2 separate regions of the Homo sapiens genome follow, and region 2 is linked to region 1. A link is a contact called in ENCODE Hi-C data. All regions are on one chromosome and are shown on one strand. Each heading gives the region's core, a stretch centred on a gene start or an enhancer-like site at or near the end of the contact. The rest is flanking DNA. Distances are from core to core; before and after follow the strand shown. Region 1 overlaps LOC107986772 (a long non-coding RNA gene). Region 2 overlaps LINC02888 (long intergenic non-protein coding RNA 2888).

What was found. A loop is a pair of places that touch in the nucleus more often than their neighbours do. Pooled maps may share reads with other maps.
Region 2: a pooled map shows a loop between it and region 1 (9-fold over the local background). The contact joins two enhancer-like sites. A Hi-C loop is called at or near these places in 13 of 37 single-sample maps with no recorded cell type and 12 of 50 pooled maps.

The regions. Positions count from the first base shown.
Region 1 is chr7:17,137,029-17,142,315 of GRCh38, reverse strand. All of the region lies in intron 1 of LOC107986772 (a long non-coding RNA gene), which reads right to left. LOC101927609 (a long non-coding RNA gene) reads left to right here. Exons shown (of 12, transcript XR_007060234.1): 10 at 3,951-4,024. Among named protein-coding and RNA genes, the nearest start is that of AHR, 160 kb to the left of the region's middle. Within about 2 kb of position 2,841, at least 4 of the 41 ENCODE cell types and tissues checked have a DNase peak (open chromatin) inside an H3K27ac peak, as active enhancers do.
Region 2 is chr7:17,400,924-17,406,210 of GRCh38, reverse strand. The region is part of intron 1 of LINC02888 (long intergenic non-protein coding RNA 2888); the gene reads right to left. Among named protein-coding and RNA genes, the nearest start is that of LINC02888, 29 kb to the right of the region's middle. RefSeq lists an enhancer at 1-796. Within about 2 kb of position 3,015, at least 2 of the 41 ENCODE cell types and tissues checked have a DNase peak (open chromatin) inside an H3K27ac peak, as active enhancers do.

The DNA.
Region 1 (5,287 bases), core at 1,592-4,091:
GGTGGGGGTTTTACCATGTTGGCCAGGCTGGCCTCAAACTCCTGACCTCAGGTGATCTGCCTGCTTCGGCCTCCCAAAGTGCTAGGATCACAGGCATGAGCCACTGTACCCAGCCTATTCTGAGTACAGTTCTAAACAAATCTAATAAATACATTCATATTCTTATTAAGTATTTATTAAACATACACAATAGTTCAACATATGCCTAGATGATAAACATATGGCAAACATGGTTCTAAAAGAAAGAAAGAAAGAAAGAAAGAAAGAAAGAAAGAAATCACTAACACATTCATTTTCCAGATAGAATATACCTTTAATTATAATTTGCAAGAACCTAAGAATATAATGTCAATATTGTAACCCATCAGGCAGTAAAAAAATTGATACTAAGGTTTCTAAAATGCCATATGGTTAATTTTATGAAATATGTTTGCATCAGAAATTTCTTTTAAATGGAATTGACTGTGGTAATTGACCACTGTTAAAATGGTATATGATGCATAATTTTTTTGAGACAGACTGTCATTCTCTCGCCCAGGCTGGAGTGCAATGGCACAATCTCGGCTCAATGTAACCTCCACCTCCCAGGTTCAAGCAGTTCTCCTGCCTCAGCCTCCTGAGTAGCTGGGACTAAGATGCATGCCACCACACCTGGCTAATTTTTGTATTTTTAGTAGAGACGTGGTGTCACCGTGTTGGCCAGGCTGGTCTCGAACTCCTGTCCTCAGGTGATCTGCCTGCCTCAGCCTCCCAAAGTGCTAGGATCACAGGTGTGAGCCACTGCACCCAGCCTATGTTGATTATATTTCTAAGCAAATCTAAAATACATTCATATTCTTATTATTTATTGAACATACACAACAGTTCAGCATATGCCTAGATGATAAACATATGGCAAACACAGTTATCTAAAAAAAAAAAAGAAAGAAATCACTGACACATTCATTTTCCAGATAGAATATACCTTTAATTATAATTTGCAAGAGCCTAAGAATATAATGTCAATATTGTAACCCATTAGGAAAATAGTTCGATATGACATATTTTTGCATCAAAAATTACTTTTAAATGGAATTGACTGTGATAATTGACCATTGTTAAAATAGTATATGATGCATTTTTTTTTTTTTTTTTGAGATGGAGTCTCACTCTGTCACCTAGGCTGGAGTGCAATGGCACAATTTCGGCTCACTGCAACCTCTGCCTCCCAGGTTCAAGCAATTCTCCTGCTTCAGCCTCCAGAGTAGCTGGGACTACAGCTGCATGCCACCACACGCAGCTAATTTTTGTATTTTTAGTAGAGACAGGGTGTCATCCTATTGGCGAGGCTGGTCTCAAACTCCTGACCTCAGGTGATCCACCAGCCTCGTCCTCCCAAAGTGCTGGGATTACAGGCATAAGCCACTGCAGCTGGCCTATGATACATAATTTTAAAAGCTGCCTCATTTCATAAGGAAGGCCATGTAATACATAGTTTCTGATCAGCCATCTAATTATTACTAGAAAGCAAAGTTTATAATGCCAGTCAATGTGGAATTTAAGTCTAAGTATTTTCCTAATTATATATCTCTATATATTGAAGTTAGATACTAAGGTTTCTAAAATGCCATAGGGTTATGATTAAAACTAATAACTATATTTTCTGTGACACAAGATGACTCAGGGGCTCTCAGACAATAGCTACTTTGTCTACATTAGTGGCCTCATCATTTCCATTAAATAGCTATTTACATTGTGAAAATGTATGCCGTGATATAATGGCTAGAAATGCATTTGTCTGTTAGAATAAGAAAATCTCTTCTGTAGTAGAGCACTGTCATCTTTATAATCCTAGTGAAAGTCAAATAAAATAAACAGCATCTACTTTAAATCATCTAAGCATAATGTTAGTATTCTGCTGTAACAGAAAAAGGAACTGTTGCATCAGCTATAAATCAAACACCTTCAAGATTCCCATCTGCATTTTTTCAATTTAAAACACTACATTTTACATAACATTTTGGAAACTGAAACGCCAGTTAATTAGGTTCATATGGAATCTATTTATCTAAGTGAGAATTCAAGTCGAACATATTAGAAATAATACTGTATGGGTATAAATGTAGAGATGCTGTTCTTTATTGCTGGCCTCCTCCTTTTCACAGGAGAGATTACTTCAGTAGCTACTGAACTACAGGCATTCTCACTGTTTTAAAAAAAATGCTCCATGAATATATTTTGATGATAGTTATATTCTAGTAAACAGCCTAGAAAATAGTTGTTTTCCAAAATTTAACATTGTCCAGCCAGACACATTCTTAGCAGCACCCAAGATTTTTTTCCACTAAGTGATGGAATATTTGTAAATACTGTTCATGCAGAGTTTATTGCAGCTACAATTCTTAGGAGCAAATAAAGTTTGCCTTGTAGCAAACTGTATTGCCTTGAGGCTCTCTTCTAAGGGGGAGCTTCATGACATCTTTGCCAGAATTTTCCAAGGAAAAAGGAAGTATTTTTTGGGATAGGAGATATAGGCCAACAAAGAATAAGGAGGTTTTTGCTTTTTGTGTTACATTTGCTTCCAGTTGTGGTAGAAAGTCATAGCGCCTTCCTGGAACAATATTTTATAGGACATTGGTGACATTAGATTTTCTGATAGTGTTTGAACGACTGTCCTATAAACTTTCATCAAAAGTCAACCACATTTCCTGTTTATTCATTCACTCACTCATTTATTCATTCCACAAACATTGACCCTGTTACAAGAGACAAATTAGTTAATATCCCTGCCCTGGGAGAATTCAAACTCATCTGTATTCTTTTCCTGTAATCTCTCTTAGCAGCCCAACCAGGCTTTTAAGACATTAGGAGGATAAGAAGCAGTCTCAATTTAGTCCCAACCTGTTAGATCCAACCACAAACCATGTATGTTAAGGTAGTGCTCAGTTTTACAGTCACCTTCAGGAAGCAATTCTGAGAATTAGCACTGTATAGTTTAAGAAACGTTGATTGTTTTTGATGCTTCAGTAAAATAAGCCTCAGAACTGAAACTGAGTCATGTATAAAAATTCAGGTTTTACAGTCAGAGTGCCAGGTTGATCTCACCTATAACCTATTAGCCATTTCTTCTGACACACTCAAGGTCAGGCTTTCTCCTTTCACTTAGACACTCAAACTTCAAACTAATGTGCACAGAGTCACCTGATAAAAAATATGGATTTCTGGGCCCCATAGCTTATGAAGTGAATCATAATCAAGGGTTGGGCCTAGTCACAGTCATTGGCTTTTTTATTTGCTCCAGAGACAAGTATGCACACTATCGTTTGAAATCTAGACCTAGAGAGACAACTGAGATGACCTCTTAACCCAATCATGTTAATATTTCATCCAATTTGCCTTAGATAGCTTTGTTAAAATAATCAAAAGTCTTTGGTGGCTATTTTTAAGGACTTCAATAAATATAGATCTAGCCAAATTTTTTACTTATTGCTTACTCCTGACCTACCCCAAACCTGTGCTGGATTAGTTCATGTTTCTTAACTATCACTATTACCTCCCCGCTCTAGCTTTGCTCAGCATGTTCCCTTCTTCTTGTCAACTTTTTAATCAGTCCAACCCAAATGGTCTCTCCTCCTTGAGACTTAGCCTGGTTCCCTCAAGGAGACACACTTTCTCTTTCCTTTGAGGTCATCAAACCCTTTATTTTATGATAGTGATCATATTTTACCTTATAGTTACATTTATATTTGTCATTCTCCCTTTAGACTGTAAAGTTCTAAAGTAAAGAATATCATGTCTTGCTGTAGTTGATAATATGTTCAACTGAAAAGTAGAACAATTAATGCTCTTTTCATCTTTGATGTTAGCAGAAATCATCTGTATGTTCTGCTGCGATCAAAGACTAAGCATTAACTGTTCTACATCTCAGGTGAGTATAAATTAAGTATAAATTGTGCTTTTATTTATTCCAGTCATCTCATGATCAGATATGTTGCCATTTATAGGATGTTTGTATTCCTGCTTTTCTCCAATATACTAAATATTGGTAGGTATACTCTATTACGTACTTCTCACTGTTTTTTTAATGTATAATGCTTATGAAATCTTGATATAAAGGAGAACTGTGAAAGGATTGGGAATCAGGGAATTCATGTGTTAAAATCATGCTAATATAGTTTTAGCACATTGCTTGTAACATATCTCTCAATGGAGGGTGAAAAAGAATCTATTCTTTAAAAAGTTAGTAATTAGCTTTTTTTCTAATGAATTTCAATTAAAACCCCCCTTTTGTATAAATATTGAATGAAAGTACTCTGGAAGTGATTGTTTAATGTAGAGGGAAATAAAGCAGATGACAGAATGAGTTGACGGCCCAATATAGGAAAGAATTAAGCAGAAATTATAGACTAGAAACAGGAAATGTATTAAAAGAAAAGCAAAAAGCAGTAAGAAATTGCTTAGAGGAACAGATCTACGGAAACCAATGTTTATAGATGACATTTTTAGTTCTGCACTGTTATATTAGTCATAAAAAATATTTCTCAAAATAACTGAGTTTTTCACTCTTGAATTTTCTTTATTTTTCCCTAAAATCTTAATAAATCTAAAAAATTAACAAAAGGTGTAGTTCAAAGAACTGAAAGTGTCAAGGAAGTCCTATAAATGAGACTAAGCGAAGAGACATTTTAAAAAGAAATTGGAAAAGAAAAAACAAAGTTACATTTAACTTGCTACATAAACATTTTTGATAATATTTTCTTGAGCTTCAAAGTAGATTTTTAAAATCAGTAGTTATTAAGATTTATTTATATTATAGGTAGGTAGCTGGGGAATTTGGAAACTAATGTCTCATAATGGCATATTACTAGCTGGTGCTTTCTTACAAAGTGAGAGAAGAAATACAATAATATTATTATCTCTTCTGCTCACAAATAGGTTTGTAAGTTATTGATGAAATTATGGCATTCAGCCCCTAAGGAAGACATAATTGGATGTGGACCAGAAGATAAACACAAACATTTCCATATTCTTTAAAAGAAACTCTGTGTACATGTATTGGATTTCCATTGCTTCTATAACAAATGAGTATACATATTGTGTTTAAGACAATGCAAATTTATTATCTTATGGTTCTTTACATGAGAAGTATTATATAAGTCTCCCTGAACTAAAATTATGATGTCCTGACAATACCAATTGCTGGCAAAGATGCAAAGCGACAAGAACTCTCAATCATTGCTGGCAGATACACAAAATAATATGGCCAATTTGCAAGACAGTTTTGAAGTTTCTTACAAAGTTTAACATG
Region 2 (5,287 bases), core at 1,766-4,265, 260 kb before region 1:
AAATGTGTTTTTCATTTTGTATCTACTACTTTTAGGTGCTTTGTAGCAGGATAGATTTTCAGGATATTTACTCTGCCAATACTGTTGGAAAAGGAAGTCTCTGTCTACTCTTCACCTTCCTGTAACCCCGTTTTGCCCCTAGCATTTTACAGATTCTATTCCTGCTAAGGTCACCAGTGACATCATAATTCCTAAATAAATACTCATCAGACCTTTTCTCACTCGGTAGCTTTCGAAACCTTCGTCCACTCTTTCCATGAATCACCCTTCTCCCTTGTATTATCTCATAATATTACACAGGCATGCATACACACACACACGTGCGCGCACACACACACCACACAAACCTTGGCATTTGCCGTTATGAGCTCTTAGGATATTATTTTCACACTGCCCTTCTTTCTAAAAAGGTCTACTAAGAAACATTAAAACAAAGAAATTTTCCTAATCCTCTATCCAATGAGATCCTGAACATACATCTTAATACCGCTGTCGCTTATTGCAAGAACCATTTGTCTCTCAAGTCTGCTCTGCCATTAATCTATTTTTTCATTAAAATTTATTTTTATTTTTTATTTTTAGATATGGGGTCCCACTGTGTTGCCCAGGCTTGCCTCAAACTCCTGGACTCAAGCAATCCTTCTGCCTTGGCCTCCCAAAGTGCTGTGACTATAGGTGTGAGCCACTTCACCCAGCCTTCCCTTTTTATCTTGAATAATATTCCTTGCCTTAAATTCTATTTTGTTTCATATTGGTTGCATGTTATACATTTTCCATTCTTTTACTTTTCTATATTCTTCTATATAAGGAAAATCTCTTGAAAGTAGCATATTTTTTTTTTTTCCAATCTGGCGATCTTTAGCTTTTAATTAGAGTACTTACTTTGCTGACATTTCATGTAATTACAAATATATTTGGGTTTAAATCTATCATCTTACTACCTTTTTTTAAATTATACTTTAAGTTCTGGGGTACATGTGCAGAATGTGCAGGTTACATAGGTATACATAGGTATACACGTGCCATGGTGATTTGCTGCACCCATCTACCCTAATACCTATGTCATCTACATTAGGTATTTCTCTAATGCTATCCCTCCCCTAGCCCCCAGCCCCCGACAGGCCCCGGTGTGTGATGTTCCCCTCCCTGTGTCCATGTATTCTCATTGTTCAGCTCCCACTTATAAGTGAGAACATGCGGTGTTTAGTTTTCTGTTCTTGTTTTAGTTTGCTGAGAACGATGGTTTCCAGCTTCATCCGTGTCCTTGCAAAGGACATGAATCCAGCAGCACACCAAAAAGCGTATCCACCACAATCAAGTCAGCTTCATCCCTGGGATGCAAGGCTGGCTCAACATATGCACATCAATAAACGTAATCCATCACATAAACAGAACCAATGACAAAAGCCACATGATTATCCCAATAGATGCAGAAAAGGCCTTCAATAAAATTCAACACCCCTTCATGGTAAAAACTCTCAATAAACTAGGTATTGATAGAACATATCTCAAAATAAGAGCTGTTTATGACAAACCCGCAGCCAGTATCATACTGAATGGGCAAAAACTGGAAGCATTCCCTTTGAAAACTGGCACAAGAAAAGGATGCCCTCTCTCACCACTCCTAGTCAACATAGTATTGGAAGTTCTGGCCGGGGCAATCAGCCAAGGGAAAGAAATAAAGGGTATTCAAGTAGGAAGAGAGGAAGTCAAATTGTCTCTGTTTGCAGATGACATTAATCTATTTTTAAAAAGGGGTGCCAGCCCCTCTTAGAAGTTTGCCTGTTGCTTAAAATCCTATCCATTACTGATTTTATTACACTCCTGCTTCAAATTTGATTCATTTGCTTATAATTACTGGCGAATAAATGGCTAGGTGCCACTTTCAACGGCAAGCTTACAGTTCTGTAGAAGCTATAAAAGTCAACTTCAGAACAGCTGCCGTAGGATGGCTTGGGTTGGGAGGTTCTAGAGCTATAAGTCACTTCACCACCAGAATGCCAGATCAAGGGTCTGCTTTTTAGTTGCACCCAACAGACAGGAAGCAGGCTTATCAGTGACTCTTTAGCAATGGCTAATAAAGAAGATAGCTTAGATGTGGAATCTCAAACAGCTGAATTCACAGTAGCAGAGAGTAGAATGGTGGTTATTAGGGGAAGGGGCTGGGAGAGAAGAAAGGGAAGGTGCTGGTCAAAGTGTATAAAATTTTAGGTATGTAGGGTGAATACATTCTAGAGATCTAATGTATAGCATAGTGACCATAGTTAGTAATACTATATTATATACATGAAATTTGATAGGAGAGTATATCTCAAGTATTCTCACCACACACATACACAAGGTAACTACCTGAGAAGATGGGTATGTTAATTAGCTAACGATAGCAGTCATTTAACTCTCTATATTAAAACATCCTGCTGTATACCTTAAATATATTCACTTTTTTTGAAACAGGGTCTCACTGTGCCACCCAGGCTAGAGTGCAATGGCACGATCAAAGCTCACTGTAGCCGTTATTTCCCAGGCTCAAGAGATTTCCCACCTCAGCGCTCCCAAGTAGCTGGGACCAAAGGCGTGCGCCACCACATTTGAGTTTTTTTTTTTTTTTTTTTTTTTTAAGTGGAGATGAAGTCTCGCTATGTTGCCCAGACTGGTCTCAAATTCCTGAGTTGAAGTGATCTTCTTGCCTCAGTCTCCCAAAGTGTTGGGATTACAGGCATGAGCCACCACACTTGGCCTGAAAATATTTTGAAAACTTTAAAAATAAAAAAAAAGAAGATAGCTTGGGGCCACCCTGAATATCGTTATGAGACTCACCTCTGTATGTTTTATAGTAAAATATTATTCATTTTACTCATAAATCATGTTCAAGTGATATTTGAGTGGAAATGTTTTTCTTTCAGCAAATTCAGAGGTAATATCAAGGAGCATGATCTGGAGAAGGCAGCGTGGGTCAAATACTAAAATCTGGACTTACTGTCTCAGCAGTTGGCAAGCAACCAAGGTGAAGCTAGTGCTGTGGAAAGTCCCCAAAGGACCAGAGCAGATATACTCAGTGTCCTTTACCTCTACAGCTCCGCATTTTCAAACTCCCCCACTTGTCCTTCAGTCCATCCTCTAAATACTGTTCTTTCTCAGCTTGTGTTCTCACTCATCATCTCTTCTCATGCCACCTGACCTCCTTATGTGAGGTTCTTGGCATCAGTCATCAGATTTACCCTGACAACTCCCACGGATACATGATTAGCTCTGATATCCACCGGGGTTTAAAGAACTGTTGCAAATTCTTCCTGATTACCTCCTCTTAAAGGCACCTCAAATTCAATGTGACTGAAACGGAGCTCTTCCCCTGTATATCAGCTGTCAGTTCTCATTGCTTCAGCACCTAGTAAATTCTCTCACCAGCTCACTCCTTTCAGACTACTCCATAAAATCAAGAAAAGCCTAAAATGGCCAAAAACTAACCTATCCTGCATAATCATCGCTTGTAATTTTGCCCACAACTTCAGTAGTTTGACGTAAAAGATGTTCCATTCTTTACCACTGAGTAAAGAAGTTAAAAATGTTCCGTAATTTCGAATTCCTCTTTGTTCTAAGACTTTACTCTCACCTCCGGGTTCACAGCTAAGCTCCCCCATGACTGATACCGCTGAAAGTCTTGTTTCAACAAAACATTCATGTATATGTAAAAAATAAATCATCTGACAAATTGAGAATTGCTCAATTTGAAAAACAGATTCAGTGATAAAGACAGAGGTCAATATTAAACCTATGAGTAAGGTAAAGAAATGGGCGGGAAGAAAAATAACCCCAAATCGTTGACTTCCCAGAACCCAGAGGCTAATAGGACTCTCACTTCCTGCTTGAGGTGAAAGCAAGCAAAGGCACCTCTGTTCCTATCTTGTCTTGGTCAAAAGATAAATATGAATTATTATTCTTTTCTTTTTTCATCAGTAAAGAACTTTCCATCACCCTTTTGGCAACTTTCTGCACCAGCCACTTCCCCCTCATAACTCCAGTCAACCGTTCTCACATCTGAGAAAAATAGGTGGAGGATATTTCCAGGAGCCTCTGTTGCTGAGGTTGCCCACAGTCAGGTAAAAGTGGGAGAAATTTCTGAACCACCAAAAACCTGTTCCTGAGAGACAGAAGTAGAAAAAACTTACACATATTTTTAAAAAAGAGAAGTTGAGGTGTAGGGGGATGGTGACTCAATAAAACTTCCTCCCATGATAAAATAAAGTAAAATAAAATAAAGTGAAAGTGTCTGCCACTACATTCTCAGAAGCCAAGCGTAGTCTTTTTATAGCCACCTCAGGGAGTATCTTCAGGATCTCCAAGCATTTAGATATTCCCAACTTCCACATATTTAGCACCTGGGGTGACAGGAAGGGTGTGTTCAACTCCATTAGCAGTATCCTTTGGAAAGGAAGCTGGGTGCACTCTTTCAGAACTGCTTAACATTTCCCTTTTAAAAAGATAGATCGGTAGAATTTAGTGAATTTTCCATATAGCTTAATTTCAATTCCATGTAAGAGCAAAATAACAAAATGGTCATATTTCTTTTATATTTGCTTTCTTCTTTTCTGAGCAGTTGGTGAGAGAGAGGTTGGTTTCTGGGAAGGTGATAATTTGGAGTCTTATTTTTTTTCTGCCCATTTCATATTATAGATTTAATATTGGCTCTGGATCATTGAATGTATTCTTCAAACTGAATGATGCTAGTGAGATGACTTCATTTATACATACATTGATACTTTATTTAAAGGCTCATGTTTTGTTAAGTTCTGTCTTAGGAGAAAATGACCCATGCTTTAAATAGTAGTACGTATGCTTCAGGAAAAAACATATGGTCATCACAATCTCACCATCTACTCTACCTGCTGAGATGGATGTTGGTTTAGGCATCCAGGTTCAAGCTCTGATTTCTATGTTTCTCAAATTTTGTTGTGTAGATGTTACATAATAGATGAAAGGGAGAAAAAGACTTCAAATTAGTCCACTGTGACTTGATTGCTTTGGACTGGAAAGGGCAGAGGGTCAGTAAATAAACAGAAGAGCTGCTTCTGTGCAAAGAGAAAGAGGACAGAAGCCAATGTGGGCTGCACTAAGAGTGAGCTTGAGTCAAACTGAGCAAAGGGAAGGCAACTCCTTTTCTGGTGAGACAATTATAGGAGTCTCAGGGAAAGAAGATTTTAGGAAGTATTTCTCTGCATCAGAAGTAGAATGTTCCTCTAGAATTTTTCAGGACACCTCATTAGAGATTTAAATTGCTTTCAGTTGCTGT